Regions from separate parts of the Mus musculus genome. Here region 2 is linked to region 1. A link is a loop called in an ENCODE intact Hi-C map of the cell type or tissue named here. Cell type or tissue: heart. All regions are shown on one strand. Links, peaks and the distances in the headings refer to the core of each region. The heading gives the core; the rest is flanking DNA.

Evidence for each region. Peaks named below come from ENCODE experiments on the same cell type or tissue, not always from the same donor. Only the 100,000 strongest peaks of a DNase experiment are listed, where the experiment ranks them.
Region 2: a loop joins it to region 1, with 3 times the contacts of the local background. A loop is called at or near these places in 3 of 42 quality-filtered maps.

Annotation. Positions count from the first base shown.
Region 1 is chr2:71,758,712-71,774,884 of GRCm38, reverse strand. It overlaps the pseudogene Gm13739. Among named protein-coding and RNA genes, the nearest start is that of Gm17250, 16 kb to the right of the region's middle. In heart, for the core only: no CTCF peak of the experiment used is centred there; a DNase peak (open chromatin) is centred at 8,614.
Region 2 is chr2:71,703,556-71,719,728 of GRCm38, reverse strand. Platr26 (pluripotency associated transcript 26) reads right to left here and starts at 312. Exons shown (of 4, transcript NR_037979.1): 1 at 221-312. In heart, for the core only: no CTCF peak of the experiment used is centred there; no DNase peak of the experiment used is centred there.

The DNA.
Region 1 (16,173 bases), core at 4,779-12,778:
CTCTTGAATTGCACATGCTTAGCTTCCAAATGGAAAAATGAGTGGCTATTCACCACAGCTCCATCAGGAATGCCAGTTTCCCATCACTCCCCGGTACTGGGCAGCATTTTCTGGGCCTGGGCATCTCGTCTTTATACACTAGCTGAAGCCGCAAGTGGAAGTGGGTGGAGCTGATGTTCGCCTCGTCCTTTTTTGTTCACAAGAGGGAAAGCACATGTTCTTGAAATAAGCAAATGTGAAAACATTTCTCGCTAATCAAAATGTTTACTGCTAGTTCTGAGTGGCTGACTGTAGAGCCAGTGATGGATCCTTCTGCTACGAATCCTCCGTGAGAAGAATATATTTACTGTGGCAGAGCCAGGGAGCAGAACTTTTGCAGCCAAGCCCAAGATGACCACTAGACACCCCACATTTCATTGTTGAGCAGGCTGTTGACAGTTCATAAACTTGAATCCAAGAGTTCATGTTCTATTCTTCCTGGCACAGACTTTCCCACCAATCAAGTCAACTGACAGCTTCAAGTCACTGTATCTAAAAGTAATGGTAGTGTGTGCACAAAGAGTGAAATCATTACAAGATGCAAAACGTTTGCTTTGTAAAATATTTCATATTTATTTAGGGATGTTTTAACTGGAATAAACTAAATTAAGTCTCTACTACTTTGGAGGACAACAAAAACCATGCAATTGCTCTCAATTTGATCCTAGGCAGTTGAAAATATTCATATCAGGAAAGTCACACACACACACAAAAATATATATGTGTGTGTGTGTGTGTGAAGTTGACAGAAATTATCAATGTAATTCTGTAGAACCTTGGCATAATCGCCATATGTTTCTTTTCATAATAAAATTAGAGCCAAATAGAATGGCAGGAAGTGACACAGAGAGATAGGGAGATGGCTTGGTGACAAAGCGTTTGACCCACAAGCATGGAGATCTGACTTCTGGTCCCCAGAATGCACATAAGAACTTGGGCGTGGCACCGTGCGGCTGTAGTCTTAGTGGTAGGGAGTCAGAGACAGGAGGATCCCTGGAGATGACTGGTCAGCTATTGCCAATTTGGATGGCCCCAGGTTCAGTGAGAGACCAGGTTTCAGAACTTAAGGTGGGCAATGAGAAGGATGCCTGCCATTGATTTCTACACACACACACACACACACACACACACACACACACATGCACGCATGCGCACGCGCACACACACACACACACAGGAATATACATGTCTGTTGCATGCATGCAAGTGCACACATTTGAATGCACAGTTATTAGCACACATACAGAAAGTAGCACAAGAGAGCAGATGTGTTGGTGAATTATTTTTCAAACCCAGCATCCAGGAGGCTGCTGGGAGAGCAGAAGTGAGACTTTGAGCCTGGACTTTATAATAAAACCCCCTTTTTTTCCGTTATGGTATAAGAAATATGCACTTTCTCAACAAAGAATACTTTACTATCAAATTCACGGAATCAACTATAATGATAAACACTAACATTTATACAGTATTTTCTGCACAACAGATACTGTTCAAAACACTTTACATTGTAAATTAGTGGATTTTTAAAAATCTCCACAGTATCCTATACTATATAGTATATGCACACTGTTATATATAACAGTAATATATAACATATATAGTATATATGTGAACATATATGTATATATAACATATATAATAGTATATACACATAACAATACATACATACATACATACATACATACATACATACATACATATAATGGTCTCATCTAATACATTAGAGAAGTGACAAGCATCAGGGGTTAAAAAAGTCCCCATGGTTCAGAAGCACTGCAGAGTACACACAGCTAAAGTGTAACGTGAAGGAAATTGAGTGGCTAGATCTTTAGTTTTCGACTATTGCTGGTGAAGAGAGACTTAGTGGCAGCCTTGTCTCCAGCAGGAAGGAGGAAGCAGGAAGAAGAAACTTATACCAAAGTCTGAGTTTGTTTCAGGAGAAACTTGAAGTGTACCATGTCTCTCAGCTCTCCCATATCCACCTCTGTAAAGAAACTTAGACTTTGGCATATCATGCTATACATAAAATCGATACATGTAACTATTCATCTACCAGAGTTGTTGTACTTAATCGGTTTTTTGTTTGTTTGTTTGTTTATTCATTTTTTTTAAAGATGGCAAAGGAACTGTATGATACTCGTGGCTTAAAGTTTTTGATTTAGAAATTCTAAAGGTCAGAGAAACTTGATGCTACTTGATGTAGAGAAACAGAGCTGACATAAAGCTCAATGCTGTATGTGTTGTCTTGAGAAAACTAAGGCCCATAAAGAATGAGTGACAGAATCAGAACCAAACAGTCTATCTCCTTCATCTCAGCAAACATCTCCCACAGGAAACCCAGTTAGGACAGAAAGTAGCATACTTACCTCTCAACAGCCACCCCATCCTCAAGACCCCGTGGGGTCCTGCAGCAGACCACCATCACGGACCTATCCGCCCAGAGACCAGGAAGCTGCAGAGCAAATGCTTTGGTGCAGGTGAAGCAGCTCACGGCCAGCATTTAGGCCTCCTCACTCACACTGCATTCTCTGCTTTCACAGGGCACAGTGATGGCGCTCCGTGCCAGGCAATGTACCATACTTCCCGACCCAGGAATTCAAATGAAAAGAAACATAAAAATCAGCCTTGTAGACAAAGGCTCTACCTGGTTTGTATTCTGGTTCCTCCTAACATCCATCAACTCAAATGAACTTATCCTCATGTGCCTTGAATCTTATCTATGGCTGGTGTGAGTGTGAATCCAGTTTAATTTCTTTTTTACAAGTGAACAAAATTACTTTAAAGGAAAACGGTGCTGCTTTGTAAGGTCTGAGTCACATACTCCTTATTAAACAAAGAAACTTGAACAATAGAAGTATATGAAACAGAAAGTGACATTTTCTACCATGTCCAACACCACGCCCTTGAGATAAGCATTGTTAACTGTTAGGCTTACATCCTCCTTTTTGTGCATGTCAGAAGATATTTATAAATATTTGGCTTTCCAACTTTGACTGATGTCAAAAAGCTGCCTGCTAGAAATCATAAGTCAAGCTTCTTCGATGTATCAAATCCCACTTCGGGGAACCTGAATCTACAGACCATAAGTACAGGATGAAGATGAACTGGTTAGGCTTCCGAAGCTTAGCTCAGCCATGCAGACAGCACAAGTCTGATCACTTAAAAGCAGGATTCTAGTTCTTAGTGATGTTACTAATACAAGCTACGGAATGTTCTTCCAGTTCCGGCCAGTCTGCTGAGTTTCAGAACAGCCTCAAGCACAGGGAAGCCCTGTGTGTGTGTGTGTGTGTGTGTGTGTGTGTGTGTGTGTGTGTGTGTGTGTGTGTATTCAGTACTCATTATTATCTTATTTAACACTCACAAATTGATTTTGTACAACCTTTCTGGTGGCCTATACTCTGGTGATTTCTTTTGGTTAGAACTGTAATTATGGCTAAGGTGATGTTTTCTTGCTACTTAGGGAGGTGGCTAGAACTTACTGTGATTTAAAAAACAACAACAAACAATCTCTCTAGTCTCTTTATGACTAAGAGAGAGAAGTTCCCACCCAGATACCTGAGGGTTGTGCCTCCACATGCCACAGCTGAGGCCATGTATCCTCAGGTGCTATTTACCTGCAGGGCTCCACAGGCTGCTCAAGGATACTTGGGAAAGACCAGAAGCTTCCCATGGTACGCATTTGCCCCATTGGGGGCCTGTAATTAGAAGAGGTAACACCAAAAGGCTTGGTTCCCCCTCATCTCTGATTATCAGCTTCCATTTGGAGCCCTGTAGTTGAATAGGGACTGGGGGAGTGAGGTGCAGAGAGCCTGCATTTAGCCCGGGTCCCAGATGTTGCTCTCCTCAATGTGGCCTGAAACACCAAGAAGTTTGATCCAGCCATCCTCACAAAAACAGGCAAAGTCAAATGGATGGTTAGCAAATCAATGGCTGGGTGGTTTCGGTTATCATCCAATACACCATCTTGGGCACAACAATGACCCCTGACCTGAATCGCATCACTATTTCACTTCATCCTGGAGTGCTGTGTCTGCTTCAGTGGATTCACCTGCAGAATAGGGTCAACAGCGCTTGTCCCTCACAGAAGGACCAGTGCCAATGATTGGTGCTGAACTACAGATCAAATGCTTGTTTGGAACAACTACAAAAGGTCCCCCCAGTTTCTGCTACTATATTTAAACAAGAAATCAACAAACAATTACTACTTCAAACAAGGTAGAGTGTCATTTCTCAAACTGAGATGGATACATTTGGAATGAAAGCACGTAAACCTGGGCTTTTCCTCTGGATAGTGATCTAAGAAAAGAAATCCAAGAACGTTCTAGGCCACCGGGATGACCAGCTTGCAACCATATGCTGCCTGGAGCTCATTATCCACATTTGGGTTTCAAAAGGAAATTGTGTTAAACCGTTGAAGCCACGTTGTACACAGTGTTGTATACAGGACATGCTAAACTGACCGGACAGCTAACAGCAGATCAGTGGATAAAAACAGAAATATAGGCATTGACAACCAGGAAGAGAGCAGTGACGGTCCATCATAACCAAGATCAAAAGAATCAAGTCAGCAACCGAAGTGCGAAGCAGACACAGCTTCCTATTGTTCAGCCCCACACAAGCCATTTAGGTTTGAGAGAACCCCATCATCTGCCACAGTTAACATGGTGCTCATTTGAATTTAAGGATCCTAAAACTATGAATATTTAAAATGGTTTTATATCTGAGGGTCAAAAGACCAAGAGGTATGTAACTAGTTTTATGTTTATATTTAAGTAAGGTTATCCATAAAATAATTTAAACTGTTATGTGGGCTAATCCAGATTTTTTGTTTTCATTAAAAGCATTCTATAAATTGATGAAATCTTAGAAACACTAAAGGCCCTAGATGGAGATTTAGTCTTATTTAATAAGTGCTATGTTAAACACTTAAGAGAACTTTCTGACCAAGTAGCCTGGCTAGGGGCACAACTCGGCAAACTTTGAAAAATATTTACTTTTATTATTCTATTTGTGTGTGCTTGTCTTTGTGGCATGTGTGCGCGCGCGCGCGCATGTGTGTGTGTGTGTGTGTGTGTGTGTGTGTGTATTCTGCATGTGTGTGGACATATGAGTTTGAGTATAATTGTATGTGCCCGCATGTGGTAACCCGAGGCTGATGCCAGGAATCCTCTTGCATACTCTCCCAGCTTATTCTTTGAGGCAAAGTCTCCCAAGCCCACACTCCTCATATGGACGTGGATAGTGTAGGCAGCTTGTTCTGGGGACTTACTGCCTCTGCCTTGGAAGCTGTGGTTATAAGAAAGCTGCCAAGCCCACCCAGGATTTTACGTGGGTTCTGGGGGTCTGAACTCAGTCCTCACCCTTGCCAAGTGCTTTAGCCTCTAAGCTTTCCCCTCAGTCGTGTAAAATTTATTTTTAATTAGTAAACACAGTAACGGGTTTCCTCGTGGGGTCAGTTGCAAACTAGTTTGGTGGTTGGGCATTTTGGTTGATTCCCACCAATCTGGCTGGCCACCATCCCTCATCACTCCCTTGGGCCACCAGCATTCTCTGTTCCACATATATATCTCACATGTGTTCTATTATCCTCCCCAACCATCTCTCTTTAAGATTCTTTCCCCCTATCTCATAGGCCCTGTTCTAGTTTCTTGGCCTCCATTCACATTCACACCCACGTAAATACACATATGTAACAACTAGAAGCAGGGATCTGCATTTGGGCTAGAACGTGCTGTATTCATCTTTCTGAGCCTCCTTTGATGAGTTTTAAGTAGAGATTTAAAGCTTATAGAGTTTCCTAATATCGGTTTTCTTTTTAATGCACATTTTTTTTCAAATGCTCATTTACTCATTCATCAAACATTATCCACCAGCTGTTTACATTGTAAGCATGGTGCAAACGTTAGGAGTAGCATTCAATTAATCTATTTCTGTAAGAATATCATGTTGAGAGCAGCTGGAGAGAGAGCTTAGCAGTGAAGAGCCCAGGTGCTCTTCCAGAGAACGTGTGCACGGAGTGTGCACGGAGTGTGCGTGTGCTACACAGACACACATGCAGGTAAAACACTCATACACATAAAAGCAAGTAAGTATTTAAAAAAAGACAATACTGGGGCATTGAAAACAAAGTAAAACAAGTGAAAATATAGTATACAGTTTTCCATGTACTTAAATTTGCTATTGTACACCCCCCCCAAAAAAAATAAGTAGCAATAATAAACAATTGCTTTTACAATTATCCATCTAGGTTTGGCATGGCTAAGTCTTGCTTAGTTGTAGTCTTAGAGCACTAAACCAAAAGAACTGTAAACTGGCTGAGCATGGTGGTACATACCTTTCATTCCAACATTCAGGAGGCTGAAGCAGGCCGATCTCTGTGAGTTTGAGGCCAGCCTAGTCTTCATTGTGAGTTCTAGGACAGCCAGGGCTACACAGAGACACTTTCTCGAAAAAACCAAACCAACCAAACACAAAAACAAGCAAAAGCGAATTCAAGACCTAGGCATTACAGGTCCATCATGTGGTGAGAACTTGGTGCTTACAGGCAGCGCCTTCTCACATAGCAGAAGGGACTAGGAACTCTCTTTTCTAAGGCAGTTAATCCCTTTCACGAGGCTGGAACCATCAGGGCCAGGCAAACAGTCCTAACTCTATCAAATTGGGGCATAGCACTAAATAAGTATGGGGAGGGGAGGGGGAGACAGACAGATGGACAGACACAGAAATTCTATGGATTAATCTTTATTTTAGTATACTTCATTTCTTCATATAGAAACAGTATTGACTTGCATAACTGCTGCTTATTCATGCCGATAACTGGCTACTTTATAGTGCTTTTCACTTGAAGACCTTTAATGGACAAAACCAATTTAAATGATGTCATCTGTTCAGAAAGTTTTTAACTCACTTATCTTATTTTGGTAACATTTGCTTTTTTGTTGTTGTTGTTGTTTTTATTTTCTGAGACAGGGTTTCTCTGTGTAGCCCTGGCTGTCCTGGAACTCACTCTGTAGACCAGGCTGGCCTCAAACTCAGAAATCCGAAATCTGCCTGCCTCAGCCTCCCAAGTGCTGGGATTAAAGGCGTGTGCCACCACTGCCCAGCACATTCATTTTTTTAGTGGAATGTTAGTCATGATACAAATATCTGGAGCCACACCCTGACTGGTAAAGCTGCCACCTTGGGGTAACATACCTGACTGTATCCCAGGACATTCATCTTAAGTTGACACACGGAGTTTCTCAGTTGCTTCCCTTGGTTTAGACAATCTTCTAACAGACTTCTAGCTTTTTAAGAAGGCATTATTTTAAAAATTAAATATTTGTATCACATAAAATAATGTTGTGTTACAAAACAGGAACGGAGCCCGCCATCAAGCTTCACATGGTATTGGCTTCATCAGACACCCTGATAACATCAAGTGACAGTGGGCTGTGCCCATCTCAACAGTGACGGGGCAGAAAGAAGAACCTGGTCACTGACCACTGCTGGTGCCAGGCCAAGCTTGGTTGTTGGAGCCCGGGAACGAAGGCATTTTTGTCCCCTTCACTCACTATTTTGGCCAAGGAAATGAGTTGGATGCTTGCCCTCTTTTTTTTTTTTTTTCCAGAGATGCCATAGATTAATTTTAAAGACTTTCTTTCATCTACATAACAGAATGAGTTCAGATAGCCTTTTAAGCTATTATCTGCACTTAAGAACTTTGTGCGGGGAAAGTCATACCAGCCACACAAAAGGGGCCTGTTAGGAACACTGGACAATGAGAGCTTGACATTTTTTTTCTCCTCTGCCTCCAGAAAAAAACCCAAAGCAACTATTTTATTGCATTTATGGCTTTCATAAAAGAATGTGGGGTTATATTTGTACGCCAGCAAACGACATGGAAATGCCTGGGCAGAGGCACTTGTTCGGGGTGGGGAGATGAGAGGGGAATCCCATTAATGCCCCATTCCCATTGTCGATAACTTTGTGTTCTCTTAGGCCCTCAGACTGCACGCTTAGCATTTGGTGCAGGTGAGGAGCGTCAGAGAGGAAGACATTGGGAATGATGTGCAACGTATTTCACATTTTGCCCAAAAAGTGATACTGCGTACACAAATATTTTAAACAACAAAAAAGTTAAATGTTAAGAATTACTGTGGTCTTCCAGGCTCTTGGTTACATTTTCATTTCAGTTTTCCTCCCTTGACTTCATTGATTTTGGGTGAGCGTGTGTGTACATTCTTTGAATAGAAATTGCTCTAATCGGGCTGGTGAGATGGCTCAGTGGGTAAGAGCACCCGACTCCTCTTCTGAAGGTCCAGAGTTCAAATCCCAGCAACCACATGGTGGCTCACAACCATCCGTAACAAGATCTGACTCCCTTTTCTGGTGTGTCTGAAGACAGCTACAGTGTGCTTACATATAATAATAAATAAATCTTTAAAAAAAATTGCTCTAATCAAAAACCACCTGAACCAGAAAGCTTGCCCTGGCTCAGGAAGCCCTGCTCTTAGCTTAGCAGAGAGAGCAGTAGGTCGGTAGGAGGGTTTCATGTCCTGCTTGCCCTTCCAAGGGAGCTGCGGTTTCTCCAGGACAATCTCTTCTTTGAACACGACATGAAAACACATTAGTGCTCTTTTAGGAACAAAGAAATATACATAGGAAATAAAGACATTGTTTTATCAGGGCCTCATCTTCTACACTGACGTAAGCTGGCTGGAAACAAAAGCATCCCCTTCCGAGAGGAAGGTGGCTTGGGTCTGGTTTCTCCATACTTATGAGTTCTACTAAATCTACTGGACTTGAGAAATAAGTAGAGGCCTGGACCCACTTCTTCCTTGCTTGGGTTCAACCCAGTCTTTATAACTGGCCTGGTTATGAATGCTAGCCACACTATGGGCAGAAAAGGTTGCCACGTAACTAGAGCCTCTGCTGGGCTCTTTTAGCTGCATTGCATGGGCTTTGTTTAACCAGATTCATTGAAATGGATTCAGCCTCATTCCAAGTGAGGAAGAGTCTCCACTGTGAGAACAGGAAAGTTATCTTCCTTCATCTTGTCCTACAAAGGCAGGCCAGGGACGGCCAAGGATGTCTCTCTCCATCAGTCCTCTGATGCTGATGATGCATCTGTTGCCTGAGGTGACCCCTTTCTGAGGCACTCTCTCGTTTCTTTTCTTCGGGTTCCTCTTCTTGGATTCCATTTCTGACTCTTCCCTACCAAACGTGGACCTGATGCCACCTTATCCCTACTCTTGGACCAAACACTAGCCTCACTCACTTGTATCACCACTCTGAGGTTTTGGCTCAAAGTCTCCTCCCATTCTCCAGCAAAGACATAACACAGGACAAGAGGTCAGTGAAACACAGGGAACTCCCAGACTGTGTTCACTGACTCTGGGTTTGTTCTACTCATCTTAAGAGCAGGAAGTCTAGTTGTGCTATTCAATCATCTGCAACCCAAGGATATTTAAGGAACATCCAAGCCAAGTGTTGACAAAAGTCACATGGCTTTAATTAGTATTAAAAGAACCAGGCTCTTCAGGAGACACAAACAAACAGCAGCAGAACAGTCTTCCATTCATCTCTTAAAGAGAGGTAAGTCTACAGATCTGTTTTATACTTAGTGACCACCTACTGCAGTATGCAGTAACTGAAATTACTGGTAACAGAAATTAATAAAGGCACAGTCAGTTACCACAGGAACTTGACAGTGTAAGGAGGAAGTGACACATATCCATAGATGAAAATGGGGCATTGAAAGATATGTGTGCCAAGGGCAACAGGGACCTGAGGATAAGCTTAAGAGACACTGAGTCCAGGGTTGGAGCATTCCTTAAGCACTTCTTAGAGATGCTCTACATATGTTCCAGACACTAGGAACAGAGCTGAAAAGATCCCTGCTTTCCAGCAGTTTCCTAATTACAAGGTTAGCAAAACATCAAACAGGCATGTGATAGAAAACGTAGCAATGGCTAACTGGGGTTCATATGGGCACAGTGGGGCTCAGAGTTGGGGTTCAAAACACACGTGACACTCAAGACTGTCCACTGCCCAGCTGGACCTGACTCCCAGTTTACACAGCCCCCTGAATGGCTGTACTGTATCTAGGCCAGTGTGGGCGACAAGGAGCCTCCTGGAGGAAGAGAGGCCTGAGTAGACACTTGAGAACGTGTGTAGCCTGGCAAGAGAAAAGCATTTCAGGCAGAGACATCAGCACAAGGAGATACTTCGTGACTTGAGATTCCCAGACACATCCTGGGATGTGTCATTCCTTCACCACACACCCATAAGGAGCACCCAGGTCATGTACACTGGGGCTTATCAGAAGCAGGCTCCCACAGGAGTGACGTGCGAAGCTAGCCACAACTCAAAATCACACACACACACACACACACACACACACACACACACACACACACAGAGAGAGAGAGAGAGAGAGAGAGAGAGAGAGAGAGAGAGAGAGAGAGAGAGAAGCTGTTACTAACCAGGAGCCCGAGACACACCCTGGGATGAAAACCCAACGAGGGAGCCAAGGATGAAAGGGGAGAGACTGAAAAAGCTCTCCAAGTAAGCAAGGAAAAGCAAGCCAAGGAGAGAGGGTAAGAAGTAAGATGGCCTCAGGAAAGATTTCCTACAAACCAAACAACAAGCCGCTCCAACCCTGTTCTTGTGAGTGATGCATAAAGATGAGCCTGTGAGGCTGACTGCAGATGTGACCAGGGCAGCAGCAAGGGGAGCTGATGGTCCCCTTCATCCTGGAGCTTGCTGCTGTCTTCCTCAAGGGAGCGTTTCTTTCAAGGAATAAGCACAAAATACATAGCACAGGCACAGTACTGTGTGTCTTTCCTTTTGCATGCCACCTGTGTGGAATGGTGACTACTGGAGATACCCCATTCTCTTCAGCCTTGTGATGCATTCACAGCAACACACACACACACACACACACACACACACACACACACACACACACACACACACACACACACAAGGGATTTCAGGCAGAGATATCAGCACAAGGAGATACTTAGTGATTTGAAAGTCCCAGACATATCCTTGGGATGTGTCATTCCTTGACCACACACCTCTAGGGAGCACCCAGGTCACGTACATTGGGGCTTATCAGAATCAGGTCCCCGCAAGAGTGATGTGTGAAGATAGCCACAGTTTTTCCTTCTCAGGACCTCCTGGTGGAGTTGTACAGGGGCATTCTTCTTTACCTGGCTTGCAATGCCTTAGCAACCATTGTCTCCGTCCGTGAAAAATGAAGGGCTCCTGGACTCCCCTGTTATTTGAGCTAATTCCCATTTTTGCTTTGGCTGAAGTCTTTCCAAAAGGTCCCCCATTAAGTCAACAAAAGCTTTCAGCTACTAAAATAATGGTTTTAAGTGACTGGCATTCTACTTGGCTACTAAAGACTTCCTTATATGGCCAGATCATTCATATATATATGTGTGTGTGTGTGTGTGTATATATATATATATATATATATATATATATATATATATATATATATATAAATAATCTCAAACAGAAATATTATAAGACAAGGATGAGTTAACTTGCACATAAAGCACTCAGTTGTGGCCCATTAAGGAATTTCTGGCACAAAGTTTGTGCTAACAAAAACACTATAAAAAAAAAAAAGTGTCTCTCAGAAATATTTTTACCTGAGCCAAAAACATTGCCCAATTTCTTCTTTTATTCCAGAAACATCTATTGAGCAAGTCCAGGCCAGGCACCTGCTTAGTGCTAGGGAGAAACAGAAAAGCAATATCCCTACATGAAGAGGCTCATGGTTCTGAATGAGGCAGACATGGATAGATCCACTTGTAGAGAGCTGTGAGTCGTGAGATATGAGTGGCCAGGTAGTCCCCAGGCAGGCAGGCAGCTGCCTGCAAGAAGAAGCAGAAACAACCCTTCCAAGTCAGAGATGAACACATCTCCAGACAATGCAGGTCCACAATTGATTACAAGTATGAATGAAGGTGAGAAGGATTCAAGGCATTTACCCACTTTAGGGCAGCAGACAGGAACCCTACACCCTTGCTGGTCCTACGCTAGGCACAGTCACATGCTCTGTATTGGAAAGTTCTGAGGATGGAGCTAAGGTCGTGAGGCCTGGTGGGAGGCATCTTTATTCACTGAGTCATCTCTCCAGCCCTGAGTTCTTGCCTTGATATATCAAGGAATTACTTAAAGGCTGCAAAACAAAGCTGGCGGGAACTCAGCATCACTGCAGCCAAGGAAATTGAAGCTGGTGGTGGTCTGAAAGCTATCACAATTTTTGTACCAACTGGAATCTTTCCAGAAAAATCTATGTCCAGTTAGTGTGGGAACTGGAGAAAAAGTTCACTGGGAAGCATGGACTCTTGACTGTTCTGAGGAGATTTCTACCGAAGCCAGACTGAAAAGGCCATATGAAAGATAGGCAAACATGCCCCCAGAGTGTGCCATCCTTCAGAATGTGGTCTTCCCAAGTGAAATTGTGGGTAAGAGGATGTCAGCAGCCCATAAAGGTTGGTTTAGACAGAGTACCGTGGAACAGCATTGCACAGAAGGTTGAGACTATTCCTGGTGTGTCCAAGAATTCCGTAGGCAAGGACATTAATTTTGAATTCCCAGGGTTTCAATTACAAACAGAAGCAACTAAATAAAGTATTGTTAGCAGTTTAAAAGAAACGACTACAAATAAAAAGTTTGTTAGGTCCAAGAAAAATTTCTGTATATTTAACCAGGTAAGCTTTCTTAAGTTGGTTTTTATTTGCATTTGATTTAGAAAGTCCAGAGCTCCTTGGCATTTTCTGTGATGTATGGTGAATGCCGCCTGGTAATCTCTGGGGAAAAATAAAAATGCTATCCTTCATGGACTACATCATATAACACGTGTGTGTTAACTCATCAAACAAAACAAAACAAAACATAGCTCTGTTTTAAATAATACACTTCAAAAAGTTAAAGAGTATGTATGTATACTCTATTTATCATGGAACTTATTTTTTATTATTTATTTATAGGTAGATAGTGAACATGGCTTAAGCAGTTTAAGCATCGTAGGATTACTTCAATACAGAAGACACAAAGCTAATTTAATCAAAATTGCTATTCAGCAATGAAAGTTAGCTCCAGCTCTAAAGATCTAAAGATGGAGTCAAGTGTTTCTCCCCTACTGCTCTTTTAATACCTATTGGCTCTTTACATGCTGACCTGGAGGTCTCCCCTTCCTGGAAATGACTAAAAGCCTGTGATGTAGTTCCTGCAAGCCGCCATTCAAAACCCCCTGCAGCATGTTCAGAACTTCACACGGTCAATTGCCGAGAGCATGAGAGTGAGCACCACTCTGTTCCCCGCCCTTCTGATAGTTACTAAGTGAGAAGTATACAAACACAAACAGATGATCCTCCACGTATGAGGGGGCCGTGTGCCAGTAAAATCATCATTGAGTCAGAACTGCATCCAATACTCTTAACCTATTAGAACCATATTTTAGCCTTGCCTAGCTTAGTGTCCCCAGAACACTAGGTCTATAGTTGGACAAAATTATCGCACATGTGGTGGTTTGAATATGCTTGGCCCAGAGGGTGGCGCTATTAGGAGGCGTGGCCTTGTTGGAGGAAGTGCGTCATTGCGGGCCCTTGGGAGTGGTTCTGATGCTTTGATCTGGAATCTGCCTGTGAACACTGAAGGTCCTGTTCCCCAATGTGTTCTTGATCGATCAATAAAGATGCAAGCAGCCAATGAGCTGAGCGGAATAGTTGGGACTTCCAGTTTTCCTGCAGGCAGGCTAGCAGCCGCAAGGGAGAAGAGGATTCACCATGCTGCAGTCAGTTCCCATCACCTATGTCAGATGTTACAACAACCTGTAACTCTAGCTGAAGGAATGCAACACCCTCTTCTGCTTTCATAGGTACCTACAGACATCTGCACATACCGGCATACATATACATAACTAAAAATAGAATAACTTTTAAAATATATACATTTTACATAATTAAAACCTGTTCAGTCTATATATTATTACCTTTTTTTTTTAAGGGCTGACCATTTGGTAGTATTTGTGTGTGTGTGTGTGTGTGTGTGTGTGTGTGTGTGTGTGTGTTTGTGAAACAACCATTGATGAAAAAGCAGTCATGAATTGAAAGCAAGGAGGGAACATGGGAGGATTTGTAGGGAGGAAAGAGAAGGGCAAAAGGATGTAGTTATAATCTTACAATGAAAAGAGTTCATTAATGCCTACATTATGGCGAGAGGCAAGCACCAACACTAACACCATGGAATCAAAGAGTATAAAATCCATGGTTTCTAGATCCTTCACATTCTAGAAAAACATAGAAGCCCCATGCCATTGTAACGCTGAAGGATGCTTTCAGACTATCAACACAAAGATCTAGAGCCAAGTGTACAAATGTGAAGAGGGGTATTTGGAAACCCTTCCAGGAAGTGGGATTAGCACACTCTTGAAAGACGTCTCTATTACCCCTGGCATGCAAGGCCTCTGGAGTCAGATGGCAAAATCAATCACTGAGGAAACAGATTCAGGCCAGCTGGGATGCATGTCTGGATGCCTTCTCTCTGGAATAGCCCCGGAGGGGCACCCTAGCCAGGCAGTGCCCTCTACTCACCTCCCGCCCTCTCAGCTGATGCAGTAAACAACTTCTGGGCTTGACTGGCCCATCCCTGTCCCAACACCTGTGTCCTTTCCATGCCTACAGAGAGAAATGGCCTTGAGATTATACCATGCGCAAGGGAGAGGGTGGGAACAGAGGACACCTGAAAATCCCCAGGGAGTTAGGATATGGATTCTTCAACTCATTAAGCCAAAGGGAAAGTCGTTTCATATACCAAGCTTACACTTAGGAGGTAGTGATAATTCTTCACCATTAGCCCCTTCTTCCTGCCAAATCTCTATGAAATAAAAGAATCCGCGTCAGTGTAGGTTCAAGTCCCTTGGAAATTGCCCCCTACCATTCTTTCCAGTCACTGTAATTAGTTCCCTACATAACGTTATTTGAGGGTTACCGACCTTCTCTAATGAATAATTTGGTGGACTGTAAAAATGTTGTTAGAAGAAGGTAGGTATCCAGCGATGGAAATCTAAGGGCACAGACAAGTCGCCTGACTTGTCCCAGGTTACATGAAGTGGTGACATAAGATCTTGAAGACCATAGTCCGTCTCTGGATTCCTTGGTTGTCATATTGCCTCTTACATATGCCAAAGCTCTCACCTCAGCCACGCATACAAAGAATGAAGGCAGTTTATACTTGAGCAGATTTGTCTGTATGTTAGTGAACTTCCAGGTACTTATTTCTCTTGACAAAGCAAACGGCCATCAGCTCAGCCCCTTGTGGTGCTTAAGTTTCTCTGCTGGGCTCTATTGATCTGCATTTGCCTACCCTGAAGGATGATTCACGCACTGCCGAAGGTCTGCCTGGAATCAGACCTGAGGGACATGGAGAGGATACCACCCAGAGAGCTCGTGGAGGCGTCAACTCCTGGTGCTTCGCTTTGCATCTGTTCCCTGCCCCTGGCAGGGACTATCACTGGAATCCAACAAGAAGGCTGAGGGTAATTACTTGCTCTGGGGCTGACAGCTGTTAAGAACTTGTGAGGGAGTGGCAGTTTTCCACGGGCAACTGCATTTCTGAGAAAAGGGCCTGAACGTGAAGAAAAAAAGAAAAAAAAAAACTAGCACTTATTTCTCTTTCATGAGAACAAGCTGTTAAACCTTAAGTGGCAAGAGAGTTCATAAACCCCTTGATCCTCCACTCTTGGTACATTCCACCCATCCTTGACTAAGAAGTAGGTCTGAACTATAAAATAAACAGTTGGTATAGCTTCCCCTGCCTCCCCTCCCCCAAAACACACACTGAGAACCTAGTGAGTTGTCTTAAAGATTCCTCATTTGCAGAGAGGAAGGAGCGAAGACATATCTGAAGAATGAGGCTAAGCCACTGTGGCACAGGCTCGTATGCCCGTCCATCACTTGTGCGTGGCGGGTGGGGTGGGGTGGGGCTCTAGGAGAGGGGGGAAATGCTAGCAGACGCATGCGAAGTGGCTGGTACTTTACCGAGATGAAAGAGGTATCTGAATGAGCCCTGCATATAAAGAACATATAATCTGGAATAAGAACTAACTCCTTGGCAACAATTAAAAAC
Region 2 (16,173 bases), core at 4,019-12,018, 54 kb after region 1:
GTCCTGCCTTGTTCGGTAGATAAGCATGGTCAAGTTCCAAACCTACTGTGAACACAGGAGGCGGCTTCCCAGCTCTCCACAAAGCCCAGGCTGTTTAACTTTGGCACTCTGGGCTGGAGTGGTTAACACCTGAGACACATGCACAAAGAGTCACAGGAAGAGACAGTATGGTCACCAGAGCCCCAGCACTGGGCTTCTCTTCCCAGAATGGCATTCCCACCTTTCTCTGCCAGCTGGTTCCTCTCCATGCACTGCAAAACCTGCCTCCTGGGAGACACTGAAGCATCTGGCAGAGTCACTGCATCTCTGAAAGCTCTCTGTCAGTGTTTCCAAAGTGAGGTCCACATCAGAGACGCCAGAGCTTTTTAAAGACAAGGCTGGGTGCAGAGGTGGGAGGGGCTCATGAACTCTGACCCCTAGCTAAGGAGCTAACGGCCGGGGAGTCAGTTTTCTTATGGGTGTGGTCTTTGTTTGACCAAACTGCAGTGGATGACCCAGACGGATGTCTGGAAGGACAGAATAAACGGAACTGAATGGGCATGATAGTTTGAATGAAAATGGGCCCTATAGGCTCATAGGGAGTGGCAGTATTAGGGGATGTGGCCTTGTTGGAGTAGATGTGGCCTCATCGGAGGAAGTGTGTCACTGGGCGCAGGCTTTGAAGCTCAACCCTCACCGGGTGGCTCGCTCTCTCTGCTGCCTGCAGATCCAGATGTAGAGCCTTCTCCAGTACCATGTCTGTCATCATGCTTCCCACCATGATGATAACAGAGTAAACCTCTGAACCTGTAAGCCAGCCCCAATTAAAGGTTTTTCTTCATGAAGCAACTTTACATGCTCATTGTGTCTCTTTACAGCAAAAATAAATAAATAAATAAATAAATAAAACCCAGTATGTTATAAAAAAAAAGAGAGAGAGAGAAGACAGGAGGAGACATGAAGATAGATCTGAGAGGAATGGGGGTGAATATACCTAAAATACATTCTATTATGTATGCAAGTCTCAAAGAATTAATAAAATATTAGATTTTTGTGGAGAGAGTATCTTGTGTAAGGTACACAAGATACCTCACCTGTCAATTAAAAAATCCATGGCCTACGGCTTAGGCAGAAAATAGAGGCGGGAGGGGTACCAGAGCACAGGTAACCAGCCACAGCCACCCATGTGGCAGAGTGTAGGTTAAATAGGTATCTTTAGTTTTGATCTAGTCAGAGTAGAGCCTAGCTATATGGCCAAGGTATTTGTAAATATAATTTAAGTCTGAGTCTTATTTCCGGGAGCATCGGACTGGGAGGCAGAACCAGAGCTAAACTTCAACAGATTAAAAAAAAAAAAATCTATCTGGTTAACAAAGAAAAGACAGAAGCCGGGTGTGGTGGTGCACGCCTTTAATCCCAGCACTCGGGAGGCAGAGGCAGGCGGATTTCTGAGGCCAGCCTGGTCTACAAAGTGAGTTCCAGGACAGCCAGGGCTATACAGAGAAACCCTGTCTCGAAAACAAAACAAAACAAAACAAAACAAAACAAAACAAAACAAAAAAACCAACCAACCAACCAAAGAAAAGACAGGTCTGAAGTTCCACTTCAAACCTTCGAAAGTTAGAATGGCTTGGAGCAGGGCTTGTATCTGCTTATCAGGCCCCCAGGTGAAAGACTCAGCCCAGTCTGCCTTGATCAGATCTAGCTGCAGGGCATGAGTCCTTTGTTTTGATCTGCTGAGATTCCTGTAGAAAACAACCAAACTAATAAACAAACCTACTACAATCTGGGAGGTGTCAGCGTCAGGACTAAGATATGAATTCTTAGAATTGGAATTTTAGTTCTTTCTCTACATAGTTGGAAAATCACCACTGGGAAAATATGAACCTGGAGTGATTGATGTTGTATTGTTGTTTATGTGGCTAAGGGTTCCTAGAGCCACTGATCTCCGATTTACTTATGTAGAAAGTAAAACTATGGGGCTGGCAAGATGGCTCAGCAGTTAAGAGCACTGACTGCTGCTGCTCTTCCTGAGGTCCTGAGTTCAATTCCCAGCAACCATATGGTGGCTCACAATCATTTATACTGAAAAGAAATAAATCTCAAAAATAAATAAATAAATAAATAAATTAATTAATTAAAAAGAAAGAAAGAAAGAAAGGAAGGAAGGAAGGAAGGAAGGAAGGAAGGAAGGAAGGAAGCAAGCAGCATAGTTTCTGGTAATTCGGTCCAGTGTAACATTCAGGGAGCACACTACCCCCTTCCCCCCAGCAAGAACACGAATCCTTCACTAGAAACCCAAATGCCATCATGAACACCAAGATAAGATTTAATTCTTAGGCCCAAGATGATTCTTCATCTATTGATGGAAGACTGAACATTGACTTTCTATCCTGAGGCTCGTTCTGTAAAACTCACCAGTGTTTTGTACCTGAGTTAGTCCTCATATTTTGTACCTGAAACCTCACCTAGCTCTGTGTAGCCTCTGGCTTGAAGGAAGCTGAGAGTCACCTGGTTTCAGACACTGACCCTTTAGAAGCCAGTGGGGTGTGTGCTTTGCTCCAAGCAGAGTGGTCATCCCTCCTTTACTCCTGATGCAAGTGTTCTGCTCCTGTTACTTAGAAGAGAAAAACAGCGAATGACTTGGGCACATTAGGATAGTTAGGACGCAACAACTTCCCTGAGAGGGATCTGGAAGAAAAGCTTAGAAAAGAATGGTTCTCCAAAGCAGGTGGTCTAATATTGAAATTTTAGGCATTACCTAGAGAGGGAACTTTTTGGAATGCCTTTAAAAATGTGTTTATTCTGCCAAAGCCTGCCTATAGCATAGGAAGTATAAGAATGAAGACTTGTGGTGGCTGGAGAGATGACCAAGTGATTTAGAGCCTTCTGCTGCTCTCCCAAAGGATTCCAGTCTGATTCCCAGGCTGGCATCTCACAACTGCCTGTCATCTAGTTCCAGAGCACTAGGTGTACACACATATACACATACCACACACACACACCCACATATACCACGTACACACAGCACACACACACACCATACACACCACACACACATTCCACACACAAATGAATTTTTTCCTTTTAAAAGACTTCCAAAAAACAAAACAAAACCCAAAACCCTATGAAACAAAAAACCTAAAAACATAATTTAGTCTCAAAAAAAAAAAAAACCAAAAAACCCCCAAAAACATAATTTAATTAACTGAACTCTATCTTAAATAACCCCAACAGAGGCATTTGGAGATCAAGAATTACAATGTTAAATTAACTTGTAAAACTTACCCTTGGAGACTTCCAAAACAAACCAAGATGAAAGAACAGATACTAGATTTATTCTTCTACTCAAAGCAACTGAAAACCCAGGAAAAATATCTGAAATAATAGCTATATTATTACACATTGCACATAAGCCAGTGAAGGTTAGTGATTCCTGGAAGAACAGGATAAAAGAGGAGATGAACCCTGAGGTTCCCACCCCACCCCCACTTCATGCTTCTACACACCCCACCCCCCACCCTCTCACTCCTCACCTCCCCAACCCCATACACTCCTAGCCCCTCACTCCTACCCCCACCTCCCTAGCCCCCCAATTCCACCCCACACCCCCATCCATCACAATTCTGCTCTCTCCTCCACCCCCACGCCACCAGCGCCCCAACCCACCCTCCTACCTCTCACTATCCCCACCCCCAACCTACCCCTACTCCCACCACTAACCACACGAAGAGAGTTTCCAATCCTAGCACCTGAAAGGAAAGGAAGTCCAGACAAAAACATGACAAGAAAAGAAAGCTACAGGCCTGCATTCTTCATAAACAAGATGTATGAATTCTCACCAAAATGTTAGCAAAGTAGATCCAACCACATAAAGAAGACGACTCTGTTATGACTAAGGAGGATGGACCCAGGAATGCAAACATGGCCTGTTCATTATTCAAAACTTCAACAGCACAACTGCACAAACGTTGGTGTTTGGATATGAAGTGTCCTCCCAAAAGATTCAAGTGTTGAGGGCTTCCTGCCCACCTGCTGCATTCGCTCAGTCTCTGGGGAGGGGGTGAGTAGATCCTGGGGGGTTCTGACTTAATCAACTGAGTAATCACAGGTAGATTAATAACTGATGGTGTTATTGGAAAGAGGTTGGAATCTTGGATGTGAGTCTTATTGGGGGAAGTGGGTTGTTGGTGCTAGGTTCTAAAGGGCTCTGGACCCTCTTTCTTCATTTCTCTCTTTGCTTCCCAGATATCATTTGAAGCAGCCTGGTGTGTGGACACTTCTGTTACCATGATGGTTTTCCTTATCAAACACCCAGGTTAGAGCCAGCCAGCCATGGACTGAAGCCCTTGAAACTATGTGGCAAACTAAGCCTTCTTTTGGCTATTCTTATCATGTATTTTTTTTTTAACAGCAACAAAAATCCCAGCAAAATACTGTATTAATAAACAAAAAGGAAAGCTAATGTGGCCATCTCAACAGACACAGAAAAAACATTAACAAAAATCCAATTTATATTCCTGATAAATACTCTCAAAATATGATATGAAGTCAAAGGATATATGTATGGCAAAAAAAAATCCTCTAGCTAACATCACAGTAACCAGAGACTAAGCACTTTCCCTCCAAAATTAAGAAAAAGGGTAAGGATGGTCCATCTCACCATTGCTATTTAACATCATGGTTGAAGTGCTAGTGTTAGGGTCTGTGATTCATCGAAGAATAATACCCCAGACTCAAATAGTACGCAACAGCAAAGAGTGTTTATTCTTTTTTTTTTTTTAAAGATTTATTTACTTATGATATGTAAGTGCACTGTAGTTGTCTTCAGACACACCAGAAGAGGGCATCAGATCTCATTATGGATGGTTGTGAGCCACCATGTGGTTGCTGGGATTTGACTCAGGACCTCTGGAAGAGCAGTCAGTGCTCTTAACCCCTGAGCCATCTCTCCAGTCCCCGAGTTTATTCTACACAGAACCAGCATGCAGGGGTCTACAGTGCATAGAGAGGGAAGATAAAGGTGTGGACTTTGCAGGGTCAATTTAAAGCCTGTTAGGGTAGGAGTGGATGAGTTTTATCTTTCCTTCCCTTGATTGGTTGGTTCTGTCTGGATGGGTGCTTTTGTGATTGGTTAGGTCTCTGGGGACTTCCCGGGGTGACAAGGCATCCTTGGATTGGCTGCCCACAGCCCATCACAGTTGGATCCATGTTCTCATTTCTGGGAAACAGAAACTTAGGCCTAGTCTCCCTAACTGCCAATTTGCAGCTTGTCATGGAGTCAGCCCGGCTCTGGCTAACTCAGTCCTCCCGCAGCCGTACAGGGACATCAGTGGTTCAAAGCATCCACATTTTAAAAGAAAACATGCTACCTTATTTCATAATCACCTGTTTAAAAAAACAATTTATGGAATCTAGAAAAGCTAAGACTAAAAAGTGATTTTAGCAAGACAAAGACACAGGATCAACATATGAGAAGAAATCTAATACCAAAAAAAAAAAAAAAAATTAAAAGACATTTATGATGGCATCAAAAATATGTAATACTTGAGTGTGAAACAAAAACATTCAAAAAACCAAATGACAAGGGCTGGAGAGGTGGCTCATTGGTTAAAAACCCTTACTGGTCCTCTAGAGGCCTGAGTTCAGTTCCCAGAGTCCACATCAGGCAGCGAACACTGTCTGTAAAGCCCAGTTCCAGAGGATGTGGCCTCCAGGTATACCTGCCTGTTCATGGTGCACATAGATTCATGCAAGGCACACACACATCAAAATAAATGAATAAACCTTTCTTTAAGCTTATGCTAAGGGGCTGGAAAGATGGTTCAGTGGGTAAAAGCTCTCACCATAGAAGCCTGGGGACTGGGTTCAGACACTGAGCATTTCTGTAAAACAGTGTCACAGGGTCCCTCTCTTTCCCTCCTCCTCTTGATTCTTCCTGGGTAAGAAAATGACATTTTGATGGGAGGTGGTGGCACATGCCTTTAATTGATTAATGCCATTCAGGAGGCAGAGGCAAGCAGTTCTCTGTGAGTTTGAGGCTAGTCTGGTCTACAGAGCAAGTTCCTGGACAGCCAGGGCTACACACACACACACACACACACACACACACACACACCCTATCTCAAAACAAAAACAAAACCAGAAAAACTGTCTTAGTGATAGGTAACAAGGGGGTGAACATAAAAGTAGTCAGAAGATTTGAACAAGTACTTCATTACAGAAAACAGCCCAAAAGTCACATGAACCCTGCACACCCGTGCGGATGTGATTAACAATACTGTATCATACATGTTAAAGTGTGATAGCATAGATCTTATGCTATGTATTTTTTATTATAATAAAAATAAAAGCATATGAAAGGATGACCAACATAATCAATATTAGAGAAACCAAGGTAAAACAACAACATACCACTACATATCTTAAACATTTAAAGTTAAAAATACTGAGCATACCACGGGTTGACCAACCGTTGGTGGGGCAACACCAGACACTGAATGTCTTAGATGCTGTTGATGGGAATGCCAAATGGCATAATCCTTTTGGGAAACAGTTTGGTGGCTTCTTAAAAAGTGAATTGTATGCTCTAACCTCTGTATTCAGCCATTCTGCTTCTAGAGATTTACAAAAGAAAAAATGAGAACTTGTCTACAAAGAAGGCACGTATGCAAATGCTCACTAGAAATTTATCCATAATAACCTAAATCTATGCTCAACTATTCAGCAACATATGAAGGAGTAAACAAATTGTGTCCCACTGTTTGTTCAGTAGTAATGTATCAATGTAACTGAAAGCAACTTAGCAATTAACAGGCAGGAACCTTTGATACATGTAGCTACTTGTATGCATCCCAGCTACAGCACAATGAAAGGTAGCAAACCAAAGGGATTCACTACCTGTGTCTATTTACAGAAAATGAGGGAAAAAAATTCTAGAAAAAGAATGCTCGTCCATAGTGGGGAAAAAACAGCTTAAAGATTTTCCAGGGTTTGGAAAACCTGGTGTTTTAGTGAGGGTTTCTATTCCTGCACAAAACATCATGACCAAGAAGCAAGTTGGGAAGGAAAGGGTTTATTCAGCTTACACTTCCACATTGCTGTTCATCACCACAGGAAGTCAGGACTGGAACTTAAGCATGGCAGGAAGCAGGAGCTGATGCAGAGGCCATGAAAGGATGTTTCTTACTGGCTTGCTTCCCCTGGCTTGCTCAGCTTGCTTTCTTATAGAACCCAAGACTACCAGCCCAGGGATGGCACCACCCACAATGGGCCCTCCCACCCTTGATCACTAATTGAGAAAATGCCTTGCAGCTGGATCTCATGGAGGCATTTCCTCAAGGGAGGCTCCTTTCTCTGTGATAGATCCAGCTTGTGTCAAGTTGACACACCAGCCAGTACACCTGGAGACAGAAGAGAGCTTGCCAAACGGTATAACAAAACCTTAGAAGGAGATGGGTACACACCTAGTTTAGTATAGTGATGACTTGAAGGATAGGTATGAAAAGCAAATCAAATTGTACTTTCCATATGTGCAGTTATCACCTATCATATGCTTCAGTAAAACCATTTTTTAGTGAACCAATAAAATTCAACTACTATATGTTCTGGGAAAACATAGACTTATGTCAGCCACCACTCTTAGGGCAGACATCACCAATCAGTCACAGAACTATATAGGCAGGCATTGCTTATCACAGTGAGAGCTTGAGATAAAGCCTGTTTTTCATCTCTGACCAAGGTCAACCATTTGCTTCTCACAAAATGAGGCTGAAGAGCAGAGCAAATTATCAGCTAATCTAAAAATGGTGTTGAGGTTTCCCGATTGCTACTACACTGGGCAGAAGCTTAGGAAAATGGCAGAAACTGAAGCCAGTCTAATAAAGACGGGCTGCCAAGAAAACATTAGAATTTTGATGAGGATATCAGATGTGAACTTCTGAAGAATGTTCACAATGTGCTTATGGTGCTGGCTTGAAAGACATCAATTTTTTTTTCTTACAAGATGAATGGCTTTATGCAAAGGAAGGGATTATCTACAGGAAGACTAGCAACATCCTTATTTATTTTTATCTTATTTTTATAAGTGAGAGAGAGAGGGAGGGAGGGAGGGAGAGGTGGGTACCTGCAGAAGCCAGAGGACGACATCAGATTTCCAGTCTTACAGTTGTAAGCCACCCAAAGTGAGTGCTGGGACTCAAACTCAGGTCCTCTGGAAGAACCATAATTGCTCTTAACCACTGGGCCATCTCTCCAGTCCTATCCTTATTTTTAAAGTAATTTTAACCAGGAAAGATGTTAAAAAATCACTGAACTGTTTTTAACTTAAAATGAGTATGTTTTTATGACCAGGAAATTGCCTTATTTTCTAAATAAGGCCAAGAAGCAAAATGATGTAAGATTATATGTAATGGTATAATTCGAACCAATGAACTCAATGTAAAAACACTGAAATAACTTTAATCTTGATGAGAAAATAAATCACAAGTTTATAGTATGAGTAAATGTTCCTCTTAAGAAGCAATGACTTCGTTCAAAGCTTTCTGGAAGCCCTGGATTCTTTAATAGTAATCACATGTGGCCATTAAGATACAGGCGGAGGGAAGAGATGTCGCTCGGCATAGAGCATGTGTTTGGCATGTGCGGAGCTTTGAGCCCCGGCACTAAAATAGGATAAAACAAAACAAAACAAAACAAAACACAGGCTGAGCGCCAGCTGATGGTAAACAGTGAACACCTCCCTCTGAGCCAGAGCCGGTGGCTACAGCAGGCTGACTCCCCATTTACTGCCCTTTCTTCTCCTTCCCAGACTCCTCTTCTATGAGATAGGAAACATCCTTGCTGTTTGAACTGGTAAGATGAAGTTTTACTTCCTTCAAAACTTTTTTTTTTTAATTTATTTGAGTGCATGAGTGTGTGCATGCATGCGCGTGCGGACCCTGGAGACCAGAAGAGGGTGTTGGATCCCTTGGAGCTATAGTTACTGATGATTATAGGCTGACCAGAGTAGGTGCTGGAAACTAAATTCAGACTCTCTGCAAGAACAGCAAGTGCTCTTAACCAGCAAACCATCTCCCAGCCCCAAGATGAACTTTTCTGACCTTAGCCACACAGGCTAGGCCTGACACAGCCCCTGCCTGAATCTGTTTCTTTAGTAGTGGGGCGAAGATAGTAAAATTAGCCTCATAGAACTTGTGTTGGTCAATGAAATAATACATTCAGAAATCCTTCACTGTGCCTGCTTGAAAAAAATCTATGTGAATGTGAGCCCCTTTTCTCTCCTTTCCTTTTCTCTCTTGGGGGAAATTTCACTGTAAATATTAGTGAGGACGTTCCATAATTACAAAGGTATTCCTTACATCATCTGCTCAACCTGATGCTACCAATTTGGAGAGAATTATTGCATTAAGCATGATTTTTTCCCTCCAATTTTTGTTCTTGTTAAACCCCTCAAAAGGATTTATTCCAGGAAATGATTTTCAAAGGGTCTGGGAGTGAAAACCTAAATTTGCACCACACGCGCAACAAAGAAAATGGCTGAGAAGACGATTCCCGCCAGTAAACAGCCCTGCCACTCACAGCCCAGCTGTGGCCCATTTTCCTTCCATGGTGATTTTTAAAAGAACTTTTTTTTTGGGGGGGGGGATGTCAAACTCACAGAAAAGCTGCAATGACAAGAACTCAGGAGACCAAGAACACCTGGACATCCGTTACTCAGCTTAAACAGTCGTCAGCACAACACCCATCTGCTTTGTCTGTCTCTAGACAGTTGGACAACCGTATGGAAGTACACTTTTCATGCATACTAATTTTTCATGTTAGATTTCATTTTAGAATTTAGCACTTGAAAAAGCAGACACCTATATACAAGTTTTGCATGGTATGAAATTCATACTTTTATAAAGGTAGTCGAATTAAAAATAAGCCTGCTCTCTTTCCCTATAGCTTAGATGTGGGGGAATGAGACTTGAGAATTTATAATTCATTTATAATTTATGAAGCAATAGGTTATGGTTTGAATCTGAAATGTCCCCACAGGCTCACCTTTTGAAAGTTCAATCCCCAGCTAAGTAGCACTATTTTGGGAGGCTGTGGAACCTTCAAGAGATGGGTGTCTGGTTGGAGAAAATGGGTCATAGGCTCAGGCCTTACCAAGTTATTGCTGAACTCTGGTTTTGGTCCTGCTGTCTGTTTCCTTGTTCCTACTACATGGGACTGCCACTGTGCATCCGCTATGCACCTCTGTGCATTCGCTGTTCATCCCTGTGGAGCCACAGTGCATCCACGCAGCCGCAGTTCATCCGCTGTGCGTGCTTCTGCCGTGCGTATGTCCACTGTGCATCCGCCATGCTTTCCCCATTATGATGGACTATAATTCTCTGAAATTATGAGCCAAAGTACGTGTTTTTGTCTGTGACTGTTTGTCAGGGAATTTGTCACAGTAAAACAAAACAAAACAAAAAAAGAAACCTGAGTAGTAGGGATAGCTGGTACAAGTAGGGCCATTCCTTTATAAACGTGTAGTTTGTGGAAAGAATTCACAAGAGTTTGGAGCTATGGGCTATGGAAACCCCAGAACACTGTAGTCGATGCTTGATGGGTGACTAGATGGGACTTGAAGCGACTAGGGTGTCAGCAGATGTGTGGGTAGTCAAGTGTGCCAACGGGCATTTGGATAGAAGCCAGGATTCTGCTAGGCATCAGACCAGGGGACATCAGAGAAAAACTCTACATTCTGCCCTTGTCTTGGAAGTTTGAATGAAGAAGGCTTTAAAAATATCAGACGAACTTACTTGCTGGAGTAGATTTCCATGCTACCCAGCAGTCAGCATGGTTGTGGCTGGCTTCTTCCACCCCCCCCCCCCCCCGACTCTTACCTGTTTCCTTATTTAACCTTTTATTAGCGTATGTTAGTTATACATAATAATGGGGTTCGCTGTGGCAATTTCATACGTGTGAATAATATACTTTAATTATATTGACCTCAGTACCATACTGTGTTCCCCTCTTACTTTACTGCAGCCCTTTCCTCTCCTCTCCTTCCTTCCTTCCTTCCTCCCTCCCTCCTTCCCTCCTTCCCTCCCTCCCTCCCTCCCTCTGTCTCTGTCTCTCTGTCTCTGTCTCTCTCTGTCTCTCTCTCTCTATGTGTGTGTATGTGTGTGTGTGTATGCACCAATGGGTGTAATTATAGTTACTTGCAGAAGTGTGTATGTACAGGAGCACAGACAACTTGCCAGTGGCTACACACTGGAGAAAAATCCACCACTAGCTGCTCATAGATCCTCAAGGGGGCATCGGGTCTGAGAGGCCCTCTCCCTCCATGACAGAGTATTGACTGCCCCATCTGCTCTAGGACCTGTGCAGGTAATACCTGATGTGAAGTCAAGACTGTAAAAGCCATGTGGAGCCTAGAGGCCAGCATTTCTCTGTCAACACCCCACCCCTTCCTCTAGCTCTTACTTTCTTCCCGCTTTCTCTTCTTTGATGTCCCTTGAGCCTCACAGAGCTGATGTAAGTGCCCCCTTTCGTGCTGCACATTCAACAATCACATATTTTCAGCACTTTGTGATCTGCACCCCCAAGCAAACCTGACAGCAACATTAATCTGTGAGCATAGGCAAAAAGCATTTAGAAGGCAATTTGACAGGCATCTCATACCCATTTAGCAAAATAATAGCAGTTGCTTCCCTACTAAGACCTATGACCCCCCCCCCGCAGCCCCCACCAGAGAGATGAGGTTTACAGGACCAGATGTGTAAGCTACCTTGGAAGGCTCCTCAGATCCAATAAGAAGATGACTGAGTACCCCACAGCTGTAGTGGCATTGACCAGCCAGTAGGCACATCCTGCCTGGCAGATTGGTAGTATATCCTTTGGGGTACACAGCTGAGTGAGGCTAGTTATTTATTTATTTGCCTGCATGTACAGAAAAGAGCACTGGATCCCATGGGACTACAGTTACAGATGGGTGTTAGCCACCATGTGGGTACTGGGAATTGAACTCAGGACCTCTGGAAGAGCAGTCACTGCTCTTAAGCACTAAGCCATCTCTCCAGCCCCTGAGTGAGGCTCTTGATGATAATCCTCCTCCAGCAGTCTGGTTCCTTTTTAGCCATATTTACAGTGACACTTGGCAACAAAAAGGAGAGAGCAAAAACCGCACAGTTGGAGAGCACATGTGAACTTAAAGCCACAGGCAAAGCCAGTGCAGACAAAGCAGTAGGAATTGTTAAGGAGTTTAGTGTCATAAAATAAGCCTCTCACTTCACCCTGGGACAATAAGAAAGGAGCCTTGAGGACTCCCAGACTCCATTTGAAAGACTTTCCTTTAAAAAGTGAGAGCCTCAGGGATTCTCAGTTTATACAGAGGATGCCTAGAAAAGTCTCTAGTAACATGTTTTACCAAGTTTCACAGACGCTCAGAGAGCCACTATGGTCCACAGAATCTTTTTTTTTTTTTTTTTTTTTTGGTTTTTCGAGACAGGGTTTCTCTGTAGTCTTGACTGTCCTGGAACTCACTTTGTAGACCAGGCTGGCCTCGAACTCAGAAATCCGCCTGCCTCTGCCTCCCAAGTGCTGGGATTAAAGGCGTGCGCCACCACCGCCCGGCTGGTCCACAGAATCTTGAACTGCCCAAATGGTGCTGTTTTACGGGTATGCTGGTTAGCGTTTTGTTGTTTTTTTGTTTGTTTGTTTGTTTTGCCCCAACTTGACAACTTGATCTGGGAAGAGGCATCCTTCATTGAGAAAATACCTTTATATGATTGGTTTGTAGGAAAGTCTGTGGGATATTTTTTTGATTAATGATTGAGGTGGGAGGGGCCTATCCCACTATGGGTGATCCCACATCAGAGCTGGTGATCCTGGGTTGTATAAGAAAGCAAATTGATGGAGCCATGAGGAACAAGTCAACAAGTTAACACCATTCCTCTGTAGTCTTTGTTTCAGTTCCTGCCTCCAGGTTCCTTCTTGAGTTCCTGTCTCCACTTCTTTTCATGTCAGACTGTAAGCTGTAAGAGGAAATAACCCTTTCCTCTCCAAATTGCTTTTGGTCATAGTGTTTATCACAGCAACAGAAAGCAAACCAATACAGGAGGCACATCTGCAAAATGGGCTTGGACCAAGATTCTAGAAAAATTCCTGCAAGACTAGTTAGTGTACAGCAAGGTCATGTTTCTTGCAGGGAATCCTTGCTATGTAAAGGTCAGGAGGTGAAACCCAAGTTGCAATCGAGTCCCCTAAAATGTCAATTCCAATAATCAGGAGCATCTGCCATAGTAAGATGTAGCCACCAGGTAGGATTGGTCCAAGAGAAAGGCCATGTGGCAGGGCTAAGGAGAGGGGCTAGCTATACCCACTGGAGCATATGGTATGAAACTCTGTGTCCAGGATACCAGGCATGGAACAGAAGGACTTAGTGTTTGCCCTGCTAGGGGTTGGTCTTGCTTCCGTTCGGTCTTTCCTTGTTCTCGACCTGTTCGGAATGAGACTGGACACTTGTGCCATTGCACATGGAAAATCCGAACCACTCTTTCTTACTCTTCAGGGACTCATAGTTAAGTCTCTTAGGTCTCAGAGAGCCTTAACATTGGCTATGTGAATACTGTTGCAACTGCTAAGACCCAGAGGTCTCTTGAAGTAAGTTAAATGCGTTTTTCATTTTGAGATAGTGATGAGCCTTTAGGAACTGAGACAGAACCTTGTGGTTTGAATCTGAAACATCCTCCAACAGGTTCATGCTTTCAATAGGTGGTCTTTAGTGACACTACTGGGGAGGCTGAGAGGCCACTGGAGGTGGGATCTAATCGACAGAAGTGAGTTAACCCTTCAGAGATTATATGTGGCCCCTGGTTTCAGTCTTGCTCTCTGTTTCCTAGTCCAAGCCTTTGCCACATGCTCCCACTGTCACGGACCAAGCCACTCTACTGTGCTTCCCTGTACATGACAAAGTTCAAACTTCGGAACCATGACCCCAAATAAATCTTCCACCCATAAATTGTTTCTCTAGGGTATTTTGTCATAATGACACAGAAATTAATTTAGTTTTAAGAGTCTGTGAATTCACTCTTTTTCCTACTCCCATTAAAAGCTATAGCCATCAAGAATGCCAGAAAGAAAAAGAAAAAAAAAAAGATAGAATCACAACTCAGGGCAGCTAAGCAGGGCAAGGTTCTCTGGGGCTCAGGACCAAGACTCGTTTCTCCTGAGATGAACCTAGGAGGTGAAGAGACTGGGTAGGGAGTGGGGATGTATTCAGATATTCAAATCTGTCCTCACATCATAAGATGGGGGTGGTAGTGGGAAGACATGGGATCTCGGGCTGTCTAACTCTGTGACACTCAAAATGTAAGGGACAAGAGTTCTCCAAGTGTGGTCCTGTGGACTCAGGGCGCCTGAGCTCCTCCTCCATGGTGCCGTTGCTGATTGATCAGGAAACAATGTTGGATGAAGAAGATGAGCTTAAACGTCCCTTTGCAAGAAGTAGGGACTGATAACTACGTATGTCCCATTACAATACTGTAGAAAAGCAACATAAAACCACAAGATTTTAAAAAAAATACTATGTTATTCTACCCAAACTACAAACTAAGAAACTGATTCTGTGTGTGTGTGTGTGCATGTATATGGTGTGTGTGTATGTATGTGTGTGTGTTGCAAGTATGTGTGTGGTCAACTTAGGTCCTTTCTTTTCAGGTACCATCTATTTTGGTTTTTGAGACAGAGCTTTTCACTGGACTAGAATTCACCCAGCCCAAGATCTGTCAGTTTCCACTGCTCAGTGCTGAGATAACCAGAGTGTCCCATTGTACTTAGCTTAGAATTCTGGTCCTCTCTGTTTGCAAGGCAAGCACCTTACTGATGACACTATTCCCCCACCCCAGCTTTTCCCATTTTCCTCTTAAGAAAACATGACTTTGGCCAGACAAATGTCATCATGGACATGAGAAGCTAAGACTTGGCAGCTGCAGAGAAGAGTGGTCCATAGGTTCCATTGCATGTGATGAAAATGTCTACCAACCCTCTGTAGCTGGGCAGCTGCTAAAAGCATCTCTTACAACCCTCTAGACAGTCTATTATACAAGAGATGAGGGTGATTAATTTCATTGGCCAGTGCAAAAACACGCCTCACGAGGAATCTTCTGGAAGGGAAAATCGAGGCCTGGACAAGCTTCCTGCAAGCAGACAAGTAGAAGCAGAGAGGAGGCATGGATTTGCTTTTCAAATGTTAATGAGTGTTCCTAATCAGATAAAGGTGGCTTTCACCAACTTCTGCACCCACTCACTCTGGTTTGAGGCTGGACTAGGCTGGTGTGCACTTGATTAAACAGCCAGGATCTAATCCCGGCCAGTTCTGGCATTGTTCTCCTTTAGATCATTAGGAGGATTGTAAACGAAACAGATTTAGAAAATATAACTCTCCCATCTTCTCCAGTTCCAATTTGCCCAAGGGATTCAATACTTAGCTGGAAAACAAAACAAAATGGTGTTTATCAGAGCACATAAAAAGGTGGCTGGTGGGGGGGGGGGAGGAAGAGAGGGAGGGGTGAAGAAGAGAGAGAGAGGCTGACTGAGAGACTGAGGGAAATCTGGGCCATCTGTAGAAAGTACAACCTGGGCATCTGGTTTAGAGCTCTGTCCTGAAAGCCGTGGAGAGGTTGGATTTCAAGTCCTTGAGAAAACAAACAAACAAACAAACAAACAAACAAACAACCCTGGCTCAGCATGAAGCAGAAGGAGAGGCCCCTTGGCACACAGAGCACGCCTCTCCCCCAGACCTCACCCAGTACCCTAGGGTGGGAGATCTCTGGCATCCTCCTCCCTTCCTCCCCAAGTGACCACAGGGCTGAAGCTACAAACACCCTCCCCACAGGAGAAAAGTCCAGGGTAGCCGTAGCTTCAGTGAGGCTGCGAGGACACAAATCCCAAACAGGATCCAAAGCACATGTGGATGATGGCACACATTTTTAATCCTAGTACCTGGGAGGCAGAGACAGACAGGATCTCTTTGAGTTACAGGCCAGCCTGGTCTACAAATTGAGTTCCAGGACAGCCAGGACCGATACACAGAGAAACCCTGTATTAAAAAACCAAAACCAAAACCAAACCAAAACAAACACAAAAAAGATATATTAATTGTTTGGGTTAAATCAATAGGCTCTAAAGACAAAACATATTGACATGTCCCTTTCTTTG